Regions from separate parts of the Mus musculus genome. Here region 2 is linked to region 1. Evidence: chromatin contacts called from ENCODE Hi-C data. All regions are on one chromosome and are shown on one strand. Each heading gives the region's core, a stretch centred on a gene start or an enhancer-like site at or near the end of the contact. The rest is flanking DNA. Distances are from core to core; before and after follow the strand shown. Region 1 overlaps Gm30524 (a long non-coding RNA gene). Region 2 holds the start of Pde3a (phosphodiesterase 3A, cGMP inhibited).

Evidence for each region. Hi-C counts contacts between places; a loop is a spot of excess contacts on that map.
Region 2: a map of heart shows a loop between it and region 1 (2.6-fold over the local background). The contact joins the promoter of Pde3a here to the enhancer-like site in region 1. A Hi-C loop is called at or near these places in 1 of 37 maps with a recorded cell type or tissue (heart).

Annotation. Positions count from the first base shown.
Region 1 is chr6:141,040,181-141,043,713 of GRCm38, reverse strand. It overlaps Gm30524 (a long non-coding RNA gene), which reads right to left. Exons shown (of 4, transcript XR_869563.2): 3 at 1,551-1,685; 4 at 1-1,420. Among named protein-coding and RNA genes, the nearest start is that of Gm30524, 86 kb to the right of the region's middle. Within about 2 kb of position 1,638, at least 1 of the 3 ENCODE cell types and tissues checked has a DNase peak (open chromatin) inside an H3K27ac peak, as active enhancers do; it is heart, where a contact is called at or near this core.
Region 2 is chr6:141,247,681-141,251,213 of GRCm38, reverse strand. Pde3a (phosphodiesterase 3A, cGMP inhibited) reads right to left here and starts at 1,945. Exons shown (of 16, transcript NM_018779.2): 1 at 671-1,945. The coding sequence starts at 1,624. It overlaps Gm28523 (a long non-coding RNA gene), which reads left to right and starts at 559. Exons shown (of 2, transcript XR_378118.4): 1 at 559-2,037.

The sequences.
Region 1 (3,533 bases), core at 389-2,888:
AGCATGTCCAAGAGCGCAGTATTCTGTCAGCTCCAGGGAGCATAAACAATGCAAAGTCTACAATAGCCAACAAACAGAAACAAACTTCATGTCTATCAGTGGAGGAATAGTTAAAGAAAATGTGGTAAGCAATCACAATGGACTTCTGTTTGGCCATAAAAAGAAGAATAAAACCCCGTGATTTGCAGCGTGTATGAAACCGCAAGCAGTTAAGCTAAATGAAACTGTTGGGCACAGAGAGATGGGACTGTGTGGCTCCCTCACAGAGAATATCAGAAAGTCAGTGGATGCCATAGAGATCGGGAGTGGGATGGTAGTGACAGGAGACTGGGGACATGAGGGAGGAGGAAAAGGATGATCAGTGGGGACTGAGTTAGATAGGAATCAGACACTCTGGTATTGCACGTCAGGCAACCACATAGAGACACAATGTACCATACTCTCAAAACCTATGAGAGAGACTTTGAATGTGTCCCAAGAAATGACAAGCATTTGAGGGCACAAATGTGTTTACTTATTCAATGAACACACAATGTACACCTACCCCAGTGTGTCCAATAAGAATGTGTAATTTTTTTAAGATTTTGTTTCAGTTAAAAGTCTAGCTAAAATTTTAAAGTGCTAAGTAAATTTCTTAACAAAACAAAAACAAAACAAAACTGGTAGTTTTTGTTTGTTTGTTTGTTTGTTCATTCGTTTGTGTTCTGCCTAAGTACTTACAGATGTCAGAGCTTATCTGTGCACATCTGAGGACAACACATATGTAAACAGTATTTTCATACAGTTAAGTTACCAGCATTAGCCCTCTTTATCTCATTTGCAAATACATCTTCATGATTTTCACAGTGTTTTTTCAGTGTCTTAGAAAGTTGCCGAGACGTGCCTTAAACTCAATATGTATGTAAGCCCAAGCTAAATTTAACCTCTTAACAATCCTCCTGCCTCTGCCTCCTGGGTGCTTGAATTGCAGGCATGAGGAAACACCTCTGGTCATTACATTTCAAATTTTAGTTACAATTATTTACTTACTCTGCGAATGTGTGCACACATGTGTACCACAGTATGCATGTGGTGGTCAGAGAACAACCCTTAGTAGTCAGTTTTATATTTTCTTTCATCACATGGTTCCCAGAGAACAAACTCAGGTCATCTAGCTTGGCAGCAAGGGTCTACTCTCCCAGCCATTTTGCTGGGCTGTGATGCTTTTGGAAACCCCATGCCAGCTGTGACTTCACAGTCAGTTACAACACGAAGGGCAGGGAGGGAGAGTTATACCCACCTCTGTGGTGCGCAGGCTGAAGTCAGACGAATAAGAGGGATTTATCGATGGCGCCAGAGGACACAGTGGGAGCTTGAATGTGCTCTAGGAAGTTGTGAAATCTTTTCTCTCTAGATGCTTCGTGATGAAAATACTGCTTGCCTTTAGGCAACGAAAGAAAAAAATACATATTTATTACACTGTCTTAGCGCTAACGTCCCAGCCATCCCTAAAATGAAGGGAAAGGGGCTGCTGTTGACCGAAGAGGCATGTTTATCTCTGACTCACTCACATTATTGGCTCCAGGCAGAGAGCAGATGTAGGTCATCAGGAGGCAACCGTGGCGTTTTGGCTGGTCTGCCGAACTCCAGACTCTATCGTCTATAGTTTGCACAAGCAGCTGTGTGGTAACTGTTAGCATTTACTCCTTCAAAACAAAAGGAGTGCATCCAGCAGGAAGAATAGGATACAAAGGTTTACACCCTGTTTTCACCATGTTAAATGTAACACATGTCTAGCGAAAATCTGTCTCTCCCAGAAGCAACTCTACTGAGGACATTCCCAGAGTAGGTCAGTGGAAGCTAAAACCTGCCTCCCCCACCCACACCCCATTTCCCCGCCCAGTATGGCCAAATTTCTGGAATTTGGATTCCCTGGCTGTGAATAATGAACTTCTGTTGTTTTGTTTTTGTTTTCCAAGAGAGAATTAATCTAAAAGTATAATTTTTTTTTCCTGGCAATGCTCTCCTCACTCTCTGGCTGTCCTCAGATAAGCTGCATAGCTGTACTGATAAGATACAGATTGCTCAGCTACTGATGTGGGTGTGGGTGACAGCGGAAAACCAGACCAGAAAACCGAACAGTGCAGGCTCCAGGCCATCCTCCTTCCCTACAAACAGTGATTGTATCCAATGCCCAGCCAGCATCAGAGGAAAACACACTGAAGGAGGACAGACGCCTGGATGTCCGTGACTAAACTCCCATTCAGCCCTGTGACACCCATCAGAAGTTAACAGAGCTTGGGTCCAGTGAGACGGATGGATCAGTGGGTGTTAGCTACCAAGACTGATGGCCTGAGTTCAACTCACATGGCAAAATGAGAGAACTGACTCCTGTAACACGTACTGTGGCACCTCGTGTGTGTGTGTGTGTGTGTGTGTGTGTGTGTGTGTGTGTGTGTGTGTGTGAAAATAAGTAGATGTAAAATTAAAAAATATTGAGCTTATCTTGCCAAAAGCAATCTACAGATTCAATGCAAACCCCATCAAAATTCCAACTCAATTCTTCAACGAATTAGAAAGAGCAATCTGCGAATTCATCTGGAATAACAAAAAACCTAGGATAGCAAAAACTCTTCTCAAGGATAAAAGTACCTCTGGTGGAATCACCATGCCTGGCCTAAAGCTTTACTACAGAGCAATTGTTATAAAAACTGCATGGTACTGGTATAGAGACAGACAAGTAGACCAATGGAATAGAATTGAAGACCCAGAAATGAACCCACACACCTATGGTCACTTGATCTTCGACAAGTGAGCTAAAACCATTCAGTGGAAGAAAGACAGCATTTTCAACAAATGGTGCTGGCACAACTGGTTGTTATCATGTAGAAGAATGAGAATTGATCCATTCCTATCTACTTGTACTAAGGTCAAATCTAAGTGGATCAAGGAACTTCACATAAAACCAGAGACACTGAAACTTATAGAGGAGAAAGTGGGGAAAAGCCTCGAAGATATGGGCACAGGGGAAAAATTCCTGAATAGAACAGCAATGGCTTGTGCTGTAAATGGGACCTCATGAAACTGCAAAGCTTCTGCAAGGCAAAAGACACCGTCAATAAGACAAAAAGGCCACCAACAGATTGGGAAAGGATCTTTACCTGTCTTAAATCAGATAGGGGACTAATATCCAATATATATAAAGAACTCAAGAGGGTGGACTCCAGAAAATCAAATAACCCCCTTAAAAGATGGGGCTCCGAGCTAAACAAAGAATTCTCACCCGAGGAATACCGAATGGCTGAGAAGCACCTGAAAAAATGTTCAACATCCTTAATCATCAGAGAAATGCAAATCAAAACAGCCTTGAGATTACATCTCACACCAGTCAGAATGGCTAAGATAAAAAATTCAGGTGTCAGCAGATGCTGGCGAGGATGTGGAGAAAGAGGAACACTCCTCCATTGTTGGTGGGATTGCAAGCTTGTACAACCACTCTGGAAATCAGTCTGGTGGTTCCTCAGAAAATTGGACATAGTACTACCGGAGGATCC
Region 2 (3,533 bases), core at 696-3,195, 210 kb before region 1:
TTGCGCCCAATTCTGTGCCATTCTAAAGTTCACACATAGCCCTAAAGTGTAAAGCCTCAGTTCAGAGTTCAACACAGTGCTGTGTAGCAACTAAAGTATATCTAAAAGCAGACTGGCTGCCATCTGATGCTGTGCCTCTAAACAAGAGTCACTGCGAAAACAGGAGTGCGAGTCCAGCCTCTGACCATCCAGGATGCCTGCCTGGCTACTGAAACTTCCTTACTAGTTTTTGTAACTGTTTACCTGGCACTTGATAAGAAAAAAAAATTATTATCTCTTTAAAGACACAGAAATATAGAAGACGCACGTGCTGAAAGCCACTTGCAATAAATAAATAACTTCCAAAAATTCAGGGAGGGCAGAAATGCTTCAAGAAACGCAGGGACTCAAAAACCAGGTGTAGGAGATTTGAAAACAGGGCCCAGCTGTGGAAGTCTGGGTAAGGCCACTCTGTTTTTTACTTTTTCCTGTTTTCTGTTGTTCTGGCTGTAAACTACTCCAAGGGACAGAGAACGGGCAAAAAAGAAAAAGAAAAAAGAAATCTTTCTTAGTACAGTGTAAAGTTTTACTGTTTGGCAGGCTGGCTTCCCGGCCGCTTGCGCCCCACTCCCTGCACTTTGACTGTTTCAAGTTTCCCAGGAGCAACCCCAAAGGCGCAGCCCCAGCTTACCTGCTCCCTGGGTATGCAGGGCAGGGAGGTCCTCCGGTGAGACTTGCCACTGCAGCCGGACATCTCGCCGGCCACCACCGAGCTGGACCGCCTCCTCCTCTTCCACCCCGGAATCTCTTCCTTGGTCCTCGCGCTCAACTGGGACCCAAACCGCTCCCTGGGCGGAGCCGGCCCGGAGCACTGCGGCAGGATCTGCTCGGCGTACCTGGCCAGCAGCAGCCCAAGCACGGCCGCCAAGTATGCCAGGTAAGGTCTCCAGGCGACCTTGAACCTCTCCAGAGAAACCAGGGCCACCGTCCTAAGCACGCTAGTCCAGGCGACCATGAGGACGCCCAGCCTCAGCCTCAGCACCAGCCATGTCGCGCCACCTAGGCAGCTGAGCAGGACCCCCGCGGCGGGCAGCGACAGCAGGCGACCGTCCCCCACGCCCAAGGAGAGCTGCACCAGCGCTTCCCCGGCGCAGCAGGCGGCCAACAGCGCGACGGCCAGAGGCAGGCGCACCCCGGCGCGCAGCAGGCACAAGCCCATCCAGAAGAAGGCGCACAGGAGACTGAAGAGCAGCGCGGCCGGCTGCAGCCAAGGGCTGAGCTGCGCGCCGCCCCCGGGAGCACCTCCCCGAGGGCCCGGGAAGACGCCCCCTCGGGCTCCTTCCTCCTCCTCCTCCTCGGCCGCCGCCTCCTGACTCTTCTCCAGCTCGCCTCCGACCTCCCCGCCGACCAGCCTCACCAGCAGCGCCAGCAGCACGGACAGGGAGCCCGCGCACAGCGCCGAGGAGAGTTGAGGCGAGCGCCGGAGCGGCTGCAGCGCCAGGGCTCTCCAACAACAGCCGGAGCCCCGAGGGGATGGAGAGGACTCGCCACGATGGCGGTGGTTCCCTCTTGCCACACGGGCGGGACTCGCCCCTCCGAGGCCCGGCTTGGCTAGGTCTTGGGCGGCCTCGCCCCGCACTGCCATGCTCTGCGGACAACCCCCACCCGTCCCACTCGCGCGTCCGCGCTCTTCTCGAGCCCACTCTCGGAATCACTTCTTCCGGATCTACGCGAAGTTTCAGCCTTGCAGAGAACTCAAGAGTGCGAGCTGAAGACTTCAAGTTGGCAGCTAGCAGGATCAGCCTTGGAATTTTCAACCCCCACTCCTCTCCTTTTCTCTTTCTCTCTCTCTCTCTCCCTCTCCCTCTCCCTCTCTCCTTTCCTTTCTCTCTTAAAAGTCCTCCGCTCCACCCTCAGCCAGAGTTTATACCCTGCGGGGTCTCTTCCTACTTCGGGATTTTAACACTTGCTCAACTCACTGAGTGCTCAGGGACCGCTGATGCTGAGGCAGGCTGGGGCACTGGGCGAGCTCAGGCCATCCTTGGGCGTTCAGGGACGGTAGGTGTCTGACCTCCCCTTCCCCCTTCCCTCACTCCCCCCCCCCCCGCAGCATATTCTCTTATTCATTCTCTCTCTCTCTCTCTCTCTCTCTCTCTCTCTCTCTCTCTCTCTCTCTCTCTCTCTCTCCCCTCTCTCTCCCTCCCTCCCTCCCTCCCCCTCCGTCTCCCCACTCCCTCCGACTCTTCCCTCTCCCTCCTCCCCTTTTTCCCCCTCCCCCTTTCTTTCTTTACCTCTCCCAATTTTCCTCTTTATCTCTCCTCTCTCTCGCCCGCTTGCTCTCCTTGGCGGACCTCACCCCACCCCCACCCCGAGCTTGGGCGATGCCCCAGGATGCAGACCCCTTGTTTTGCAGAGGTAGGAAGCAGAGCCTTCCAGCCTCTCTACCCAGTTCATGACAAAAAGTAGGATGAAAGGGAAGAAGGAAGGAAGGAAGGAAGGAGAGAGAGAGAGAGAGAGAGAGAGAGAGAGAGAGAGAGAGAGAGAGAGAGAGAGAGAGAGAGAAGAGAGGGGGAGGGAGGAAAGGAAGGAAGGAAGGAAGGAAGGAAGGAAGGAAGGAAGGGAGAGAGGAAGGAAGGAGAGAGAGAAGAACTGAGACCTATTGCAGAAGTTGCTAAGTTTCACCCAAGAACACAGTGTGAGGAGAGGCTGCAGTATCAGAGAGGAGGAGGGAGATCCGTGAGCTGGTGAGTAACCGGTAGGAACAGGAAGAAAGTGAGGCCCTTTTCTTGTTTTTCTTTAAATAATCATCTTTCCTTTTGATGCATGGTGGCTGCTGTTTTTGCAAGGGAGAAAACAGTGGAACTGAGTGCTTAAAACTCCAAGAGAGGCCTCTGCAGGGGCCACAGTTCTGCCTCTTGCTGGGTTTTAAGGGAACTCCCTAGGAACTCCCTAGGCTCAAGCATGGCAGTTATTGCTCAGGGCTGGACTACTCCATTTCTAGAGATGGGTCCTACCAGCTAAAGAGAGGGGGTGGGTGGGGGTGGTCCTGGCAGCCCTGATGCTGGGATTTGTGGATGGCTCTGAGGGATGAAAGCTTGCATGCTAGCTCATGTTCTTGAAAAATGGCACTTCTGTCTGAGCTTTTAACCAGGAGAAGATCCTGGGCATGAGAGTGTGCCCTCCCTCAGGATAGCTGGAAACCCATCTCAAAGGCTCATTCACACTCTGCTCCAGGTGGAAGGTCTGTTTGCCACAGAGAAGCCACGCCCATCTTTTAAAGCTACATTTTAATTATTTGTGTAAGTCTGTGTGAGAGATCACAAGACAACTCAAGGGAGTCAGCTCTCTCCTTTCCAAGGCCCAGAGGACTAAGCTAAGGTCTTTAAGCTTAATGGTAAACACCTTCCCTGCTACCCACTGAGACATCTTGAAGGCCCAAACATGCTTTTCTTAGTGTTTCTCTACCTCTACCTATTCTAGTCTATGGAAGAATCTCAGAGTTACCTAGTGCACAAAGCCAGTTTTTTTTTTGTTTGTTTGTTTGTTTGTTTTTC